Regions from separate parts of the Mus musculus genome. Here all the other regions are linked to region 1. A link is a loop called in an ENCODE intact Hi-C map of the cell type or tissue named here. Cell type or tissue: heart. All regions are shown on one strand. Region 1 holds the start of Fam227b (family with sequence similarity 227, member B). Region 2 holds the start of Secisbp2l (SECIS binding protein 2-like). Region 3 holds the start of Cops2 (COP9 signalosome subunit 2). Region 4 holds the start of Fgf7 (fibroblast growth factor 7).

What was found. Peaks named below come from ENCODE experiments on the same cell type or tissue, not always from the same donor. Only the 100,000 strongest peaks of a DNase experiment are listed, where the experiment ranks them.
Region 2: it touches region 1 in a loop (4-fold over the local background); 4 of 42 quality-filtered maps call a loop at or near these places.
Region 3: it touches region 1 in a loop (4-fold over the local background); 11 of 42 quality-filtered maps call a loop at or near these places.
Region 4: it touches region 1 in a loop (1.9-fold over the local background); 2 of 42 quality-filtered maps call a loop at or near these places.

Annotation. Positions count from the first base shown.
Region 1 is chr2:126,149,658-126,154,657 of GRCm38, forward strand. It overlaps Fam227b (family with sequence similarity 227, member B), which reads right to left and starts at 2,347. Exons shown (of 17, transcript NM_029455.3): 1 at 2,254-2,347. It overlaps Dtwd1 (DTW domain containing 1), which reads left to right and starts at 2,484. Exons shown (of 5, transcript NM_026981.2): 1 at 2,484-2,557; 2 at 4,889-5,000. The coding sequence starts at 4,940. In heart, no CTCF peak of the experiment used is centred here; a DNase peak (open chromatin) is centred at 2,444; H3K4me3 peaks cover 1,879 bases; H3K27ac peaks cover 2,288 bases.
Region 2 is chr2:125,780,137-125,785,136 of GRCm38, forward strand. It overlaps Secisbp2l (SECIS binding protein 2-like), which reads right to left and starts at 2,734. Exons shown (of 18, transcript NM_177608.3): 1 at 2,463-2,734. The coding sequence starts at 2,486. In heart, no CTCF peak of the experiment used is centred here; a DNase peak (open chromatin) is centred at 2,675; H3K4me3 peaks cover 1,855 bases; H3K27ac peaks cover 1,513 bases.
Region 3 is chr2:125,856,120-125,861,119 of GRCm38, forward strand. It overlaps Cops2 (COP9 signalosome subunit 2), which reads right to left and starts at 2,963. Exons shown (of 13, transcript NM_009939.3): 1 at 2,817-2,963. The coding sequence starts at 2,870. It also overlaps a transcript of Galk2 not described here. In heart, a CTCF peak has its summit at 1,804 (motif pointing left); a DNase peak (open chromatin) is centred at 2,942; H3K4me3 peaks cover 2,229 bases; H3K27ac peaks cover 1,436 bases.
Region 4 is chr2:126,032,283-126,037,282 of GRCm38, forward strand. The region is part of intron 11 of Fam227b (family with sequence similarity 227, member B); the gene reads right to left. Fgf7 (fibroblast growth factor 7) reads left to right here and starts at 2,376. Exons shown (of 4, transcript NM_008008.4): 1 at 2,376-2,568; 2 at 3,163-3,718. The coding sequence starts at 3,433. In heart, CTCF peaks have their summits at 1,299 (motif pointing left) and 2,235; no DNase peak of the experiment used is centred here; H3K27ac peaks cover 258 bases.

The DNA of each region.
Region 1 (5,000 bases):
GACTCTCAGACTCCCAGCCTAAGCTGATGAGTCTGCTACTCTCCTGCCGCACTGTGAGGAAGATGAGGCATTACTCCAGGCATTACCATACTCCAGGACAGCCCTTACTCCCAAGAGTAGTTGTGCAACACAAATTGGACTGGATAAGGTTTTGTTGCTGTTTGTTTGTTTGTTTGTTTGTTTGTTTTTATGATAATGAAAACTTAAAGTTGAGGATGGAGAGGGTGTATCTGGGAGGAGTTAGGAAAGAAGGCGAATATGATCAAAATGCACTGTGTGAAATTCTCAAAGTAATTCAAGTCGTGAATGTATTAATAGGCACCCTGATAGTATGCTCAGTCTTTCCATTTGACTTACAAGAGAAAACAAAACAATCCATTATGCACTAGACCACATGGTTGTTTCAAACTACTGTACTTTGGAGTAATTAGTTACACAGACATAGCAACCTAGAACATTGGAACATAGGAATGCTTGCCATATCTATGCATATATGCACATATGTATATATGTACATACATGCAGCTGAAAGTTCTATTGGATAGTACTTTACTAAGTATAATGTACTAAGCCTAATGACTTTCTGCCATGAATAATTTCATTATTTAAAAAATATGGGATTTTGTTTTAGACAGTGTCTTCCCCAGTCTAGACTGGCCTGAAACTTACTATGTGTGCTAGGATAGTCTCAATCTCTTGATTCTCCTGGTTCCCCAATACAGATATGAGTTATCACTGCTGGCTCTAAAGTATAGTTTTGACTTAAGTTTTTATTGTTGTTTATAAATAAGTCAAGATGTGAAACGACATATCCTATGCAACACCCTGTCCAGTTGGAAATTCTTCCCTAGACTCCAACCACTCATCAGGATTTGGCTTCATGGACTCCCCCAGCCTCTTTTGAGGTTCCTAAAATTTGTCATAATGTTTCCTGTACTACCCATACTTAACATGTAAGCACTTCCAGGGCAAGGTGTAAAGATGACAATAACAAAGCCAAAAATTGAAAGGGCTAACAATTAAAAGTCAAATATCCCATTTTCTGATGTTCAGGCCCTCACTGTTTGATGCCTAACTGTGATGTTGTGCACAAATAACTAAAGCTTAATTCCTAAGGCAGGTAGACATGTCAATGTGGGTCTCAAAGTAGACTCTCAACTGTTTTAGCATTCAACATATATGAATACCATTCTGGTGGCTCTCACATTGCGTCTCAAAAGGTTAGTAACTTCTTTTTCTGTTTTGATAAGTGAAGGTATAGTGGACTGGCTGACATTTAGAATGACTTTTGTTCTGCATGCCTCTCTTTATTAAAACATTTTTGCTTAAAGTCTAAATTCAAATATCCATGGTCTAATTTCTACCTCACTCTCACTAGTTCTGAAATTCCTTTTCTGTATCCAAATCAGGAATACCAGTTTGGCTCGAGTTGAGGTCTCCAAAACATTAAGGGACCTATTCAGTCTGCTAAGAGTGACAGAAGGGATTCTCCTCTCCTCCTCTCCTCTCCCCTCCCCTCCCCTCCCCTCTCCTCTCCTCTCCCCTCCCCTCTCCTCCTCTCTCTTCCCTTCCCTTCCCCTTCTTCCTTCCCCTTCCCTTCCCTTCTCTTCTCTTCCTCTCCTCTTCTCTCTCTCTCTCTCCTCCTCCTCCTCCTCCTCCTCCTCCTCCTTCTTCTTCTTCTTCCTCTCTGTGTCTCTCTGTCTGTCTGTCTCTGTCTCTCCTATTCAAGTAGAAGCTACCACTCATGACCAGGCTGGAAATGGGCCTTTCTCCTACTTACAGGTGTGATCCTGGGAATTCATGTTAACCATTGTCTATTTTTCTGTTAAAACTTTTATATAAATTCTGGTGTGGTAAATATCAGTGTCCTGGCTTGTCATTCGTGATTACACACAAGGCTGTTCTTTTTCTCCCATTGGTTAATTTCATAATTCTCCACTCATTAAACAAATTGCTTGATATATGACAGTTTTGTTTCTAATTTAACAACTATTGTTTAGGTTTCTTTGAGGTGGAGCATAGAAAAATAATTTAATCACTTATCCACATATATTAGACTTTAAAAAAAAATAAAAGAAAAATACAGTAGGTGTCAACTCTGCGTGTTGTAAGCAAAGCACAAAATGCATAAACGGTTTTCCTAAGAAGTCTATCAAGCTTGAACTACCAACCACCTAAAGCTACAAGTCTGAGATCTCGTAAATATAGTATTTGGGGAGGTAAAGCGGTGTTACTAGCTCCTCACTAACTCACAGAAACTACTTTCGAAAAGGCTGTTCCGGAACACGTCCCCAGTTGCGCTGGGGGCCCACAACGGGCGGCACAGCAGGAAGCTGACGGTTCCTTTGGAACAGGTCACCCGGGAAGCGAAGGCGGGACTTCCGAACCAGTTCCTCCTGCTCGCCCACGGGATTCTCCCTCTGAGCATGCGCCGTGGTCAGCTTCCCCGTGGCCCTGGCAACCGCCAGGCCCCGCCCTCCGGTGTTCTGCGGAAAGCGCTCCGGGGGGGAGCGCGTGGAGCGGAGGCGGTACGGACCGAGAGTTGAGCGTGGTGCAGGTCGGCATCCCCTCGGGTCGGGTGGCTCGGGCCGGACGCCGGCCAGGCCCAGCGGAGGTCTCACTGCGGGCTAGTGCTGCGTGTGGCGTGCCCGTGGGGGCAAGACTTGAGTGGTCTGGGGCCTAAATGAAGCCTTATTAGGCTTCCCGAGTCGGCGTTGCTCACTCCTGGCAAGGCCAGCTCCCTGTGAGCACCGATCTGTAATTCAGGCTTTGGCGTGGTTTCGGCATGGTCGCGGGAAAAGGAAACCAGATGTGTGCTGTTACCGTCAGCCGATAAGCAGACGCGTTTCTTGTGTGTCTATTTCTTGGGAATGTGAGACAAGTATAGTAACACTTTGCGTTGCTAGTTCCACGAGGTTGGGTAAGGATGAAGAGCCCAAGATTGCAGCATTTCAGGGCTGTTTATGATTGAACTCCAAATGCAAAAATTTCCAAGACATTTCGCCTGTCATATAATGTGTTCTGTGGGAAGGGAGTCAAGTTCTGTGTTTAAAAAATGGCGGTGGTATCTTGGATGTTTAAAAAAAAGGGGGGGGGGGGCGAGAGGGATATTGTACCTCATCAAATTATACGATCAGTTCTTAGTACTTCACAAGCAAATATTGAAAACAGTCTTATCTGGTCCTGAATTTGTCCACAATTCAAAATAGGAGAAATTTAAAGAATATTCCCTTGGGAGGCAAATCAGCTTAGTGTGTTGGAAAAAGTAGCCTTGTTCCGCCGATCTGTGTAGTGCCCCAAAGTTGAGTAGAAAGATAAGTCCTGGATGCCTTCTACAGAGTGGTTTCAATTTAGTTGATAAGTATTTGAATCTATCTAAAAAAAATCAAGAATAGGTAAATCGGAAAGAGTTGTACTTTTGCCTCATTGAAAAGTGCCTCCAAATGAATATGTTTGTCCATATCAAATATGTGGACCCAGGGATAAGTAGTCAGAAGTGTAAAAGATTGTCTTTGTGTGAGTTTATAACTGAGTTAGAATCTGACTTTGAGCCTAAAAATAGATGTTATGTGCAAAGCAGACAGGATGAAACTGCATAAGTATCATTATTTTTAGAGAAATTGAGTGGAAAAAAAAGTTTTTCAGCCCAATTTGCAGAGTAGACCATCAGGATGCTAGTTATTTGCCCTAGGAACCGCCCTTGTTTTCTAATTCTTTACAACTCTCCCCCACCCAACTCCAGCTGCATCGCCCTGCACGTATTTGATGTTAAGTATAGGTATACTTACATGCATCTATGTCCTTGTTGTCATTGATTGTTATTATATACTACTGGAGACAATGTCAGAATCCACAGGCTGACAATTCAGTCACAAAATTGTCCCAGCCTCTTCCAAGTCACACACTGAACCATCAGAATTCCCTTCCAACTAGCTACAAGCTGAGAGTCCTTCATCCCCTCTTCAAATGCATTTGATTTGCTTGTGTGGCCCACAGATCTCAGGGGACACTATGCTTGCATTTGATGGTTATTATAAAGGCGATTTTAACAGATTTAAACATACAGGCAGGTGGAGTAGGTAAGGGACTAGAGCACAGGTGCTTCCTCCCTGTGCAGCCGAGGTGGGCTTCCTTACAGTGAGCGGATGCCCTTGCATCATCAACTGTCCAGAAGCTACCGGAAGTCCTGATGGGGTTTTAGAGAGGGTTTTATAGGCTTACTTGCTAACCGAGTGAAAGGAAATCCTCAGGGCCTGTCAGGTTCTTTGGCTTTCCTCCCTCCAAGGGAGGAAATAAGGCAGAATCCGGTATTCATCTACTGTTATACTGGGACAATTTAAGTTGAACTTTCTATTACCCCTCCTCAGAAAGGAGTTTTAAGTCAGAAATCCAGGGAAAAAAGAAAAGTGTGTGTGTGTGTGTGTGTGTATTCACAATACCCAACTGATTTTACTCATACCATTATAGACTTTTATGTTTTATTTAGATTTATCATGAGTGTTGGTGTCATAGGATGCCAATTCAATTTATATAGTTGAACGTATTTCTGTACAATAGTAACAGAAAGTCTTGTATTATTAATATTTTAAATCAAAATTACTATATTTGGGACAAAATGGGTACTATCAGAATGGATTGTCAATGTCTAAATTTTATATGTGAAATCATTTTAATATAGACATTTCCATTTTTTAATGAAAGAGTAACTGAAATTGCTTTTTTGAGTTGGTTTTTAATTTTGTATTTTCAAGCATATCAATTTAGTGGGTTTTGAACTTATTAATATCTGTTGATAAGTACTAAAGCTAACTGTAACATACTGGGCAATTTTATTTGTAATGACAGTACAATGTTGACATTTCATTCCTTCTCATTTTAATTTTTGCAGTGTACCTATGATACATGCTTTAGAAACAGAATATTTTGGTTCAAAGGGAAAATGGCTCTCAGTCCATCTGTAGTTCCTCAAGAAAGTAAAGAAGATAATGCAAACTGTGTAG
Region 2 (5,000 bases), 370 kb before region 1:
GGTCCTTCTAGAAGTCTGACCTGAATGCACTAAAGTTAAGACTAGAGTTAAGTTAGAGCACTGAAGCACTATACAGCAGCCTGTGAAACTCCCTCAGTGTCACGTCTATGCACATTATTTAAAAATTCCAAAGCACACCTGATTTCCTAAACAGAGACCCTGAATCGCTCTAAACAAATGAATCCATAACTCATTCCTCACATCCCTTTACACAAGCTTTATCATCACCATCTTCACCATCATCACTGAGAAAAGGGAGGCCATGGAGAAGCACTCGTAGAGCACCTGTTGTGTGAGAATAAAGACTGCAATTGAATCCTTAGCACCCAGGCAAAAAGCGAGATCACAAGTAGGACCTGGAATCCCAGCTCTTCCAGGCATCGAGGGGAAGATCTCTGAGATCTGCTGGCCACCCAGCCTAGCTGCTCAGTGAGTCCTGGGTTCAGTGAGACACCGTGCCTCAAAAAGTAAGGCAGAGAGCAGCGGAGGAGGCGATCCGCCCAACCTCGACCTCTGACCTCTATATTCACACCATGCACATTAACCTCCCCACACCTACCACACACACCACACACACACACAAATATCATACCAAGTAATAACTGTTTTTACAACAGCTAACTCTGACAGAACTTGTTTTGACTTAATAGTCTTTGTAAAAGAGAATACTCAAGAGGCTATTCCAGCTGTAAGATGGTTTCAGTCGTTAGTAGTTAGGATTATCCATCTAGCACTCTATTGCCAATGAACTGCTCCTTATAAACATATGTAAGGTTTATCTTTTTATAAAGAGCTTATGTAAAGAGTGGTTTATAAAACCTATGGCACGAAGGCCTTCAGACACAAACATTTAAAGTTACTCTTGTGCAGTCCTCCAAGGATTTATTACTTAGGCTAACTTGAAACACAACAAGTCTGTGTTGAGTACAATTATAAAAAACTGACTTATGCAAACTGCTAAGCACGACAACAGCTAATGCTGTAGGCATTTTCAGAAATTCTGAACATAAGCCAACAATGGTTTAAAAGGAAAAACCAAAACACTAGGGAGGGGATGGGAATTTGGCACATATCACAAATAGTTCTTGAGGGCCTTTACCTAACTAAGGCTGTTTTGTACTGACTGTAGGCCAAGCTGAGGCAAGAGGTACTGGAGGTTTAAACAAACAAACAAACAAACAAAAACCCTTCGTTATCAAATCCTTCTGCATGGCTTTTTTTCCCTAGCTCTCAGATTTCCAAGAATTTAAGTACATGGTGGAGTTTGTGGAATGACAGAAGAGGATACTCTCTAGATAATCTGCTACACTTGCTCTTAGGGTAATCACATGAGGAGTGCCATGCTAAATGTTACCATCTAACCAGGTAATTACATTTCCTCTAAGATGAAAGGAGACATAAGTGAGTATACATATGCATTAGTGCTTCCAGAGTGCCCAGGACGGACAAAAACATCCCACCCTTTCATTAGAGACACACGCGCAAGGAAATTTCCTTTTCCTTCGTCAAGGCTGGAAATCTCAGGTTCCTTTTTCAGAATTACTCTCAAAAACAATGTTTTAATAAATTCACTACATACTGTAACATAATACTCCGGGCCACAGTGAAGTGTGTATTTTCCAAGTGGTCCCACATCAATTTTCTCTTGGTAATTGGTGTTCTTTAATAAAAATAAACTTCTAATCTCTGGAAGATTTGCTTTCCTTTTTAAATCTGTGTGGTAAGGTCCTGTGGAAAGTGCTGAGAGAGGAGAAATCTTTCATAAGAGGTCTAGGATAGAATGGACAATACGACAAGAATCAACAACAGAAACGGCGAAGTGTTCAAAATTAGAAAGCTGTGTTTTGGCTTGAAAAGTGTGCGATTCAAAACCAAAACTGTCGTTAACTATGTATAAACAGAAACTTGGGAGATGGTATCTCATTTACTCGAGTTAATTAACTATTCGCAAAACTAACAGGCAAGTCACCAGTGTTCTCCTTTCAACTATGTGACTAACTGACCAAGGTCCTGGTAGAGGGAAATTGACAGCGAACAAAAATCACACTCAGTCAAATTAAGTCGTTTCCAGGGAAGCTGTAAAATACTGGGGAGGAGGAGGAAGCATGACACTATTCTTCTAAGTTATTTTTCACCCTGCCATTAGCCCTTCCTCCCAACTCTTCCAGAAAGAATTCGATGCAATCAAAACACTAACAGACCACTAATGGAACTACTGTGCGAATACGAATATGGACTCAACTTGAACTCTTGCTCCATTTTAAAAGAATAATTATTTGCAAAGTAACTAGACAGGAAAACAAGGGTAAACCACGGTAGTCTCTTCATAAAAGAAATACACTCCAGACTGCTGCAAGGGCAACGCTGTCGCCGCTGAGCTCCGCCGGTCCACCTCCCCCGGCCTTTCAGCTTCGGCGGCCTGCCGGCCCGGAGGCCCGAGAGCAGCCCGGGCGCTTGCGTACCTGCTCGGCCGGCGCTCGGTCCATGGCGCCGGCGACAGGCGCCGGCTCTAGTCGGTGTGCGCAGCGCCGCGGGCCGCTTTCTCCATGGCCCCCCGCTCGGTCCCGCCGGGCTCGGTCCACTCCGCACAGCCGGCCGGACGCCGACTCGGCTACGCCACTGGCTGGGGAGGCGGCTCCAGCTCAAGGCGGGGGAGGCGGCGGCCGCCCCGGGGAGGGATCATCTGGGACGGAAGCCGAGCGGGACCGAAAGGGCGGAGGCGCAGTAGGAAATGGAGATACGCAGGGGCGGGGATGGCCGAGGAGCGACGGGGGCGGGGGGAGGGGGGTGGCTAGCGGGCAGCCAAGGCCAGGGGCACTGCCTGGTTGGGTTACTCCTCCCACTCCCACCTAGGCAGGTTGGGCTGCCTGGAACTCAGGACGCATGTGTTCACTTTGCCGGGACCTCAGAGACTGCTCAGAAGGCAAAACCTACTCAGGATATTGGAAGAGCTTGTAGCTGCTCACTAGTCCTGTGATCCTGTCAGTACTCTAAAAGAATGAAAAGAACGAACAATCTTGCCCTTTGAAAATTGCACAAATAAATTGCATACACAGAGTAGCAGCCATAGGTAAGAAGCCCTGTTAAAAAATCTCCACAAATAATGATTAATTAATGTTATTGTCCCGGTTCCAGACTCACATCTAGCCTCAACTCCAGGCTGATTTTGCCCATTTCGAACCCTATTTTTACCCAAAACCTGCATAACTACCCAAGAAGAGATTATCTTCTCCTCTGCTTTCCCCATATGGTTAAGAATTGTTCCTTTTAATCTCCAGGTCATCAGCTCCTTAAAGACTAGAGTTTGCCTTGAAACTAAACCCTACTGGTAGATTCCCTCTGGGGAGTTAGACAGCCTCCAACACACACAAGCTCTCCACAAGAGTTCTGGCTTGATAACGTCGGTCAGCTGAATTATATATACTTCAGTGAAGAAAGAGAGTAGAGTTGGCTGCTGTTAGGGTCACTGGCCAGGGGATCTATGTCTGGAAAAGGGAAAAGGATATCTAAGAAATCTGCTTCGTCATCACGCTTTGGGAGATGTTCATAAAGCCTTTTCAGTTAATCCAAGTCTGTAAGGAGAGAGTGGTCTGTAAAGATCCTGGCTATGTTAGTGTGGAAGCTGTATTTCTGCCAGCTTAAATGAATGCATTTTGTCTACAGGACATATGAAGGCTGGTCTGCAAACCACATGATGGAGAAACACTTATGCCTGTACATGAGAGTTTCGTGCATTTGGTTTTGTTTTTCCACTGTATGCACACTTTTATTTCAGTTGCACATGCATTTGTGTTGAAAATGTGTGAGCTGTGTAATGTCAGATTCCTTAGAGTCTATTACAAACCCTTGCTCAGGATTCAATGGCTGCAGAAGAAATTTAAGGCTGATCCACAAAGCAAAGCTATTTATACAGGGCAGTTACATAAGCCACAGCGGCTCACCCTCCTTTCTGACAGCAAGATGAGATGAGCTGTGCCCCTACCGGTGGTCTTTAGCTGCAAGACACCCAGCCTGAGTTAAAAAGTCATTAATGCAGTACGGTATTTGAGGTTTTCCCCTTCTTTGAAGGATCTGTAAGAGGAAATGTAAATACAGAGTCTCTAAATATCGTTCCATATTGTATGATTTTTTGCGACTGAAATTGTTCTTGATGAGAATATTCTAAGTCCAATATTTAGGTAAAGTGTAAGAACTGTAGAAACAAGAAGTGTCACAGTGCCATATTAATGTAATGTAATCCTAAAAGGGAGAATGCTGTTGGCTATTAGAAGAAAATAATAAAAAAAAGAAGAGAATAATAAATCTATGGATAAAACAAAGAAATTTAAAGAACTATTTTACATGTGATACAAATGACTTCTTTCATTTAGCAACACATGTTAATATATTCACAGTGCTAAGTACAAGGCTAATCACTGGAAGGAAGTTCAGCAGTTAATGAGACATAGTAAGGGCAAAGGCCACATCTGTCCTGTGGGCAAGACACACACAGCAAGTAATTCCAAAGGAGATGTAATGTAGGTTCAGTAGGAATGGGGATTGAAGCTGGAGAAGGTAGACGTGAGAGAACAAGTTCCAAACAGATCAAGCAAGGAACGATCTGTAATGGAGATCAAGTAACGGAGACGAGGTCAGTGGGAGGAAGAAGACAAGAGCTGCCTGGGCTAGAGGCAAAGGCTAGCCTGAGATTTACCTCTTAGTTCCAAAACAAGAATAAAAGGGGGACAGGTTGCTAGGGAGAGAGCTCAGGAGTAGACTGCACACCTAGCATGCATAAGAATCTAGGTTCAACCCTTAGCAGGCACCAAAACACCATACACATACATACAGAGAGACACAGACAGACAGACAGACAGAGTCACACACATACATAGGAACAAGCTCTCTGAAGAATTTGGAAGTGCAAGATAAAAAGTCACTGGAAGAAACTGGCTTCCTAGAGACAGCCCACATGACAGAAGGAAAGATGCAATATGGCTAGAGTCATGTATACTCTAAGT
Region 3 (5,000 bases), 290 kb before region 1:
ACACAAAAAAGCAAAATTTGGGGGCATTAAAATATACTCAAGACAGAACTTTAATTTTCAGGGTGTATTCTTGCCACCTCTTTCCACTAGACTAGGCAAATACAAAAGGTGGCTTAGGGCATTAAAACATGAGTGGGCCACAGATAAAGATATGCTGAGTGTCACTGAGGTCAGAAATGCCCCACAGTGCTATTAACATTTTAATCAATCAATTAACTAAAACGGAATCATGAAGTTCAGCCTCCAACTCATTATGTGGCCAAGAATGGCCTTGAGCTTCTGATGCTTCGTCCTCTCTCGACCTGAAGTGATACAGGACGCTGCCACATCCAGTTCTTCAGTGCTAAAGACCGAGCCCAGGGCTTTTGGAATGTGAGGCCAGCACTCTACCAAGTGAATGAGCCCCACCTCTCATGCAATATTTTAAATGAAGTGATAACTAAACGTCTAACAACCACATTTAAAAAAAAAAAAAAACAGAACAAAACAAAAACACTAGCGTGGCCTGGTATTCCAGGCCTATTATCCTTACTATTCTAGAAGTTCAGGGCAGCCTGGGCAAAAAGTAAAGTTTCAAAAGGTAAAAAGAATGAGAAACCTCCTTAAAACAGGATGTCAACCTTGTAGACTTTCTATAAAAAGAAACAGATAAAGATCCAGGCAAAATAATTACTCAAATAAAAGAAACCCATCTCTAGCAGCTATGGAATGACAGCCACCCTCATCCTTTCAAACACGCAGGACATGGGCATCAGTTACCAGAAAGACATCACGTGCCAAAAATTTTAACTGTTAGTAAAAGAGATATAACACCTTTCACTACTTGACATATAGCTGGGAATCTAGAATAGTATCTACATGAAAAATGGATGAGAAGAGCTATTTAATTTCACATAATGCCCAGAGAAGAAAATAAAAATTTCATTAGTTTTGCAACAGTAAAATCTTAACTCTAAGTTTTTTTTTTTTTTAAAGCTGAAACAACTGCATATTCAACTTTATTTAGGATACATTTAGTATAGACATAAAAATGCTGGGAAAGCAGTCATGTTCAAACACTGTATGTCTAATTAGAAAGCTTCCAAAGCAGGGTGTGCTGATGCATGCCTTTACTCCCAACACCTAGGAAACACACTGAGCGCCAAACCAGCCTTGGCTACACAGTGAGACCCTGCCTCAAAACAAAGCAACAAACGTCCACAAATGAGTAAAGTCTAACAGAATATTTCAAAGATTCTCATTTTCATTCCTACACTGTACTTTTAAGTTAATCCCAGTGCTAATATTCATTTATCTAAAAGTTCATGTATTTCATAGACTATTAGGAAAGGAGGTAAGTGAAAATTTTAAAAACACTACCAGCTAAAATTACAAACATTCAAAAGAAATATCTGACAATTTAAAAACTACTTGTAATGGAAACAAAAGCAAAACAAGAGTTTAGTATCTGTTTACAACTACCTTGTGATTGAATAAATAACAAAATTCTGTATTGAAATCACCAAGCATCTACTATGACTCTCCAGTCACAGCACTTCCTTCTGCAAAATATGTCTTTCTGTAAAATGAAAACCTTTTTTAAAAATTGCAAATGATTTACAGATTCATCTATACAAAGATGTTACACCATTACCTCAAAATAAAAATATTAATGCTTTGAGAATGTGACACTTAAAAGAAAAGAGGGCCTGGAGAGATGGCTCAGAGGTTGAGAGCACTGACTGCTCTTCCAGAGGTCCTGAGTTCAATTCCCAGCAACCACATGTGGCTCACAATCATCTGTAATGGGATCTGGTGCCCTCTTCTGGTGTGCCTGAAGACAGTGTACTCATATACATAAAATAAATAAACCTCAAAATTAAAAAAAGAAAAGAAAAGAAAAGAAAAAAGACGACCCAGACTTCTCCAAGCATGTACACCACAGCTTGCACTATCATCGGATTTTTCTAAAAACCGAACAATTGCTTCCCAATTAAGAAACAAAACTGACACTAATTTTGGGATCAAGATAATTTTCTTAGTTCTTACACAGGCATGCGTTTTGGACTATCAACATAAATCATGGGGTACAGTTTAAAACCTGTAAATCCATTCACAATTAAACCTTAAATGGAAAAGAAATCACCAATCAAACTAGGCAAGTTTGTTTACTTTTATGCCATTGATGATTCAAACACGGATGCTGGGAAATTTCTTAAATCAAGGAAAAAGATCATTGGTTCCAATTCCCTTAACCCCTACCTTTCCCCAGTCCAACCAAACAAAAAGCAAATCTTTCTTCGGAGCTTGTCATGTTTTAGAGGACGGGACGAGTCGTTTAACTACTCCTCCTACTCTTGCTCTGAGCCTTAACCTGGGACCCAAACTGACCCTGGGCGAGACTCTTAGGCTGTTTTGGGGGAGACTCCCGAGTTTCGCAGTCAGGTCTGGGAGCAGGATGGACCACCCCCCTCTTCCAGTTTTCACTCTTCCAGCATCTGGCACCGGCTCAGGTCCAGAGTGGAGAAGAGATGGGCCCCCTAGGGCCCAGACCTAAGCGCCGGGCCGTGGAGGCTCGGTGGCGGGCAGAGAGGCGCCGAGAACCGGCCGCGGCCAGTCACCCGCGCTATCCCTGGGCCCAGCGTCCAGGGCGGCCCCGCCGCCTCTCTCCCTCTCTTCCCAGGCCCCACAGGCCCGCGACGCCAGGCGAGGAGGGAAACCTGTCCCTGGGCAGGGCGGAACCGGGCCGACGAGCCCCGGGAGGGAGCTGCAGCCTCTCGGCCTTGGCACCACCGCCACATCCCACTTCCAGCCCCCGCCCGCTCCCTGCGCCTCACCAGGTCGTAGTCCTCCTCATCATCGCACATGAAATCATCCTCCATGTCAGACATCTTGGCCGGAGGGGGGAGGGGGAGAGGAGAAATTAGAGACAGCCTCCTCCCACAGTGCTCCGCGGCCCAGAAGCGTCACTCCCGAGTCTCCTCGTCTTCCGGTCTCTCCAGGAGAAGATAAAGCTCATTCCGGAACTAAAGCGCTCGACCCTGAGATGATTTACTACGGCTCCCAAAGGGAGGGCACAGCCGGCTCTTCCTGAGCGACAGTTTGTGTCTTAGCAACTAAGCGTAGCAACTACGAAATCGGGCGTTGCGGGTCCTATCTGAGGGGCTTCGAAAACCTTCTAGCTGTATCCAGCGTCCTAGGTGAGGGAACTGTCTCCTTCCTTGCCTGGGACTCTGGAACCGTCTGTTTCTAATGAAACATGCCCGACCTATCTGAAAGGTAGCGTGCCTCTACCATTGTTATCTATGTGTTTTCTTTCAACACCCTGTAGTGGTGTTTTTACAGTGGTGTATTTACAGCAACACAATTGTCTAGTAAAGTTATGTTTGTAGTTAACAAAAACAGTTCTGTGGATATCCCGGTTTGGATATGCACTAATCAATTGTTCAATTATTTAATGAATCACAAACGTGCATTAACTGCTTTTAGGATGAAATGAAAGTAACAGTTGGTGACAGATTTTTTAAAAATGCATTGTCGCAGAAAACCATTAGAGTTCAGAGTGAAGAAAAATGTGGAAATAAGGCAATCCCCCTTTTTGGAGAAACCTTCCAAATTCTGTACACAAATGCTATAAAGTTATAAAGTAGATATAGGTTAGAATTTAGGCCCAATTGTTATCTATACAGATGAATTAAACATGCCCAAATTACCAAAGGTAAAAACAAAAAAACAAAACCAAATCAAACAAAATTACCTGATTTTATCTTCATCATGCACAGCTGATGTTGAGCACAGTTCAGCATTAACATTCACACCTTCGGGTTGAATCCTTACAGACCCCGCTTGGCTGTGCTCCAGTGACTTCTGAAGTTGTACCTGATGTCATTACCAGCTTTTCTCTGAATCCACTGGAGAACAGGATACTTTTGGTTTTGTTTCTAAGCCAGAAATTGCTTGGTTCTAAAAATCTTGTCAGAAGACGTTAAGGTCAACGATTGTATTATTTTTATATTGAAAACACTGTGAACACAATTTATAGCTGTACATTCAGAATGTTAAAAAATAAGTCTTCAAACGATTTTGCATTGTATATCATTAACATTGATTTTTTTTTCTTTTTTTATGTTTTGAGCTGGGGGAAGAACTTAGCCTTGTGTGTGTTAGGTAAATGTTCTATTGCTGGGCTATCCCTCTAGCCTAACACCTAATTGTTACTTAGGAAAATATTAGAAGAAGGAATTTCAGATGGCTTAAAGAAGTAACCATTCAAGGAAACATCATTTTGGTCACAGTTTTCTAGCAATAATATCACCTTTCTTATAACCACACAGTTTTACTAATAGCCTTTTCTATCAACACTTTATCACAAGAAATTTTAAACTTAAATACATAATAAAGGATAGCATCATGGACACAAGTATACCAACTCTCAGCTTTAATGTTCTGTATTCCCTGGGTCAACTTAAAGATACATATAAAGCAACATATGTGCAGCTATGTGTATTTCCTAAAATCGAAGACATTTACCTGTGCAAGCATAGCATTATCATTACATATTAGACGGACAATTCCCCTGAAGCTATTTAACTTCAAATCCTTGTTCAAAACTCCTCTACTGAATATAAAAGTTTAGTTTTGGAATGGCTTTTAATGATATCATCTTAGAACTCAAAACTCCAAAAATACTGCATGAATCTGTACATGTAATTTTAAAACAAAGCAAAGCCTTCCAATAAGTATGATGACTGTCACCATGCCAGTTTATTGGGACAGATCAGACTTAGGTCCTGGTGCTAGTAACTAATAGTACTCACCATTCTTAGGACTTAAGGTAATAAATCACAGTTACCCTACCCATGTTTATAGTTTTTCCAAAGAACATAGCAAATCATAAGGGGGTTGAGTTTTATTCATGTGTAATTTCTTAAATACAAAATTTCAAGGGTATGATTATTTACCATGCCAGTTGTTCACATATGTAAAATGGCATGCTGATTTACTGCGAATTTATTTACATA
Region 4 (5,000 bases), 120 kb before region 1:
TAAAAAGCAACATGTATAACTCTCTCTCTCTCTCTCTCTCTCTCTCTCTCTCTCTCTCTCTCGTGTGTGTGATAATACTTCTTTGTATGTAAAAGAACAGGGTATAAAATTCTCCTGTATATATGTGTATAGCTTTTGTGTTTAAGCATGGTAAAAATGTAAACTGAAATATAAAATTCCATAAGTCAAAGTTTCTATCATTTGTCTCTCCACAGAATGAAGGCTGTGATGAAGACTGGTTAGGAAAAGCTAGGAAGTTCATATAGCAACTGACTGCATCAAAGAAGTTCTATGAGTTTTTCAATGATTTTCAATGCAAATTTATTTTAAATATCTTTATTTTTGTATTTGAAATACAAATTCCCAAACACGAGGGGCAAGGGCGACACACTTCTTCTTTTTGAGATACGCTTCTATTTGAAGCTTTTCAGGTGACAACATTAATCTTTAAAAGTCAATAGATGTAGATCCTTTTCTTATGGATTTACAATGCACAAGGTGGAGATATTTTCAACTAAGGATGAAGCTACCGTTATCTGGAAAGAGCACAGAGCAGGGAACTCTGCTGCTCTCTTCTGTATGTGCTTTACAGTAAGGACAGAGGATGTCTGCCACTGGGTAACTCACAAGGACAAAGAGAGCAGCTGTCCTACAGATAGCTGAACCGCTAGCCTAATGAGAACCATTGCTAACAAGTAAGGGTCTCAAGGACAGGAATGAAATTCCCCACCCCGTCTTGGTCCCATCACTGGAAAGTAATCAATAACTTCGAAAGGAATTTAAACTGATACAATTTCCTGCCTGACTGTAACCTGCTCAGTGACATTCCTCAGAGAGTCATTTTATACCTTGGCTCCAACATTGCGAACACTCCCTCCCCTGCACATTGTAAAGAGACTGGGCATTCTGTAGTGTGCACTGAGAACTGACTGCATAACCTCCATTTCTCTATGGAACGTCAACTCGTAAGAATTCTGAATCTGCTCATTACTAATGTCCCCGCCCCCGGATGGTGGGATATCACTAAGAACATCATCATACCTTCTGTCCTTTCCTATTCCTCCCTGGGAGAAAAATCATGGGATGTTCTGAACTCTCTGGCTTTAAATAGATACAGTTATAGAACAGCACACCCTCCTCTGCTTTGAAAGCCTAGTGCTTTAATATTTCATGAATCGAAGACAACTGTGTATGTTTGAAATATGGGGTGCTGTTGACTCTGCCCTCTGTAAGCACAATGGGAAAGGGAAGAACAATCACATCCAAATGATTCAATTTTGGGTCTCTGTCTCTATTTGGTCTACCTGCACCACCTGGTGGTAGTGTATGTTAAGTGCGAAGTTGTGTGTGTGTCTCTCTCTCTCTCTCTCTGTGTGTGTGTGTGTGTTTTGCAGGTACAAGGAAAAGAGAATTTTAATGTATGTATTCTTAAATATTCATTTAGGGTGGTGATACGATGGCTCCATACTAAGTGTAAGATACAGACAGTCACAGTCTTGCTCAGTACAGGATAGGCACAAGCTCAGGCTGGAAAGCAAAAGGACTCTCTTGTATCCATTAGCTATTGGCCTTATTATTCCTGGAATTATCAGTTATTTTTTATGCTATTGCTCTCAGGAAGGCACAAGTCAAATACTAAGGTGAAACCATTTTTCTAAAAGAATGATAGTTTTGCAAATTATGTGTCCTTTGCTTCTGTGTGTCATCCTTTGAAATAAATCACAAGACAGGATGTTAAAACGGCAGCACACCCTAGCCTGATTAGACGTGGCCATTGATTTGATACCTGAAGCAGCAGCTGAGCCATGGGGAAGTAAGGGATGGAGCCAAGGCCACACTGTTTGTTAGAATCCCAGTCCGGTAAGAAACTAGGTCTTCTCAGCCTAAAGACTCACACCCAATTGTGCAAGATCTGTGAAAAGATGTGTCCTTGCCTAGGGATACCTGCTTTCAGGCCCTGAGCCTTGGGTTGCTCTAGTGCTCTGAATTTGAAGGACTAAAAACATACCCTCACTTACCAACCTCCTCCGTGCCAATGTATTGTAAAGATCATCTAACATTTAAGAAGCCCTTATATATGTTGTAGGGACATATGTTTTTCACAGACTGTACAGCTTCTGTGTTTAAAAGGTCTAACATTTTCCTTTCTCTTTGTAACGGCTTGGGAATCAGAGGTCTGTTTCCACAGCGTGAATGCCCACTTGTGGATTTAAGCCGAAGCCGTGTCCACAGCTCCCCCTTACGACCACTCAACAGTGTACAAGCCTCCTAATTCTGCTGTTTTAGACAACGAACAGCTCACTGGTTAAGTTTTAATTGCTTCCAATGAGGTCAGCAAAGGTATTTATTGAAAATCTCTGAATAAAAGGCTCCACGCACTCACACAAGCGCACGCGCTCACACACGGAGAAAATCCTTTTGCCTGTTGATTTATGGAAACAATTATGATTCTGCTGGGGGATTTCTCAGCTGAGAAATAGTTTGTAGCTACAGTAGAGAGGCTCAAGTTGCACGAGGCAGACAGCAGACACGGAACTCTTGTGTACCCAGCTGTTCCAAACAGAACAAGTAAGTTACTGTTATTTGTCTTTAAAACAATGCTCTTTTCTGAAAGATTTTCTCTTTCTGTGGTTATTGTCCTGGGGTGGGGTCAGGGGGGAAAGACTTTTGAGCTGTGAAAATATCTACAGAAATTGTGCTGTAGTACGGACGGATGGAAGGAGACTCTTGAGGTTCTCCAGGGCAATCCTGACACTTAACTTGAAAAATCTGGGTAGTTTAAGGGAAAATAATTATAAAGCACAAATGTAAAAGCATAGACTAATGAATTCCAGGGAATTCAACTTCAACTTTGTCGATAGAGGCTGTAAAACTTGATTTAACTCAATAGCTGTGAGTACACAGTGTTTCCTGACAAGATAGCAACTGGAATGAATGGTGTGGTTTTCTTGTGGTGTCTCCTCACTAACGCATAGCGCTTCTGAATCTATGTGCAGAGTGGCAGAGATGCTCACGTCCTCTGTGGGAGCTGTTTTAAACGTGCTTTCAACATTTAACTACACTGACATGTTAGACTATCTAACTACTGAAATTTATACATACAATTTTTTTTATCTCCCTCTCCTCTCCCCCTCCCCATTCCTAATCTCTCTCTTCGAGCAGAAGTCAAGGAGCAACCGCACTGCAGCAACTGGCCTTGTCACGACCTGTTTCTATAAGGATATACCTATCAGCTGTGTTCCTGAAGGAGGAATCGTGTTATTGGTATCAGAAGCTAAAAGATAAGGTTAACAGTTTGGAAAGAGCGACGACTTTTTCTCTCATCAATCTCCAGTTCACAAATAGGAGGAGGCCCATGACCTAGGAGTAGCAATCAACGCAAGATTCAATTCTCATTATGTTATTCATGAACACCCGGGGCACTACACTATAATGCGCAAATGGATACTGACACGGATCCTGCCAACTCTGCTCTACAGATCATGCTTCCACCTCGTCTGTCTAGTGGGCACTATATCTCTAGCTTGCAATGACATGAGTCCGGAGCAAACGGCTACGAGTGTGAACTGTTCCAGCCCCGAGCGACACACCAGAAGTTATGACTACATGGAAGGAGGGGATATAAGGGTGAGAAGACTGTTCTGTCGCACCCAGTGGTACCTGAGGATTGACAAACGAGGCAAAGTGAAAGGGACCCAGGAGATGAAGAACAGCTACAGTAAGTGATGCCTTTATCACAGCCCTGCTTAGCTCTTTAAGGTTTGTCTAAGGTTCACTTTCCAGTGCTGTGTTCTCCTTTCCTATGGGGGCAAAAAAAAAAAATCAGTGTCATATATCAAGTCCTAATTTTTCTACCTTGGGATTTCTGCACTAACTCCCTAAAATATCTCTGGTAATAGGGCAAGTGTCCTCACCTTATGGTTGGAACTGATATAGTTGGAAAATACTCTGTGGCTTAAATCCAAACTACTGGTTAGTAAGAAACCATGTCAGTGAGCACGCATGCTCATGTGTGATTGTTTCCCTAGCAAAGCTCAGCAGCGGTGTGCATAGAGCTCTCAGTAGGTGTTCACCAAACTACCAGCCAGGAGTTTAAGGAGCAGAGGATGTATCTGTCTTTATTAGTGGTGTTGCTTTTGAAAGGACTCTGCCATGGTACTAACCGGTTAAGAATCTACTTCCTGAGCACCAAAAACTGTGTGCTTCTAAAACAGAAGGGAGTCGGTGATGCCCTGGAACATCTTTAAAAGTCTAATGAGTTTGTTTTAGATTCCTTAACTCCCCACCCACAGGTAACAGACCTTTTTTAGCAGTTTCTTTATCAAGAGTCTGTCATGTTAAGTCTCTTGCTAATTTAAGAGGAACATAACCTTGAGGAAGCAGAGCTGAGTTGGAAGGCAGGTTGGGTCGGGGACCTTCACCTGGAGCACCCCACTTTCCTTAGACCCAGTTGTTTTTTTACCTTAAAATGCCAGGGCTTGGGTTTTCATTTGATGGTTACAGTTAGTAACTAATCTCAGTAGTATTAAATGCAATGGCATAAAACACACACTCAACATTTACCTTAGGTATTTAAAACCCACACGTGGAAATAGATTTCTTAGCACTAATAACACATGGGTGGCGTTGACACTGTATGTTTGATAGTACGTGTGGCAGTATAGTTTGAGAAGGATACATGGAGACAATAGTGTAGCTGGGTGTCTGTGACAGGGCCACCCCAAGTAGTTCCTATCTATTCCTGAAATATCTTTTTGGCTCTAAACTCACTGACCAAAAAATAAGAGTTTGGTGACTCTTTCCAAAATGAAAATGAGGGACCTTCATTTCAGCCATAACTCATACAAACTGAGCAAGGAAACATGCCTTCTGGAGGACTGATTCCATGGGACCCAGCTCAGCAGTGGCCACTGGAGGAGGATTTGCTGACCGTCCCTTCTATGTGGCCTTTTCATTTGATTTGAAAATCATCGAGCCTTATTGTAGATAACAGAATCATG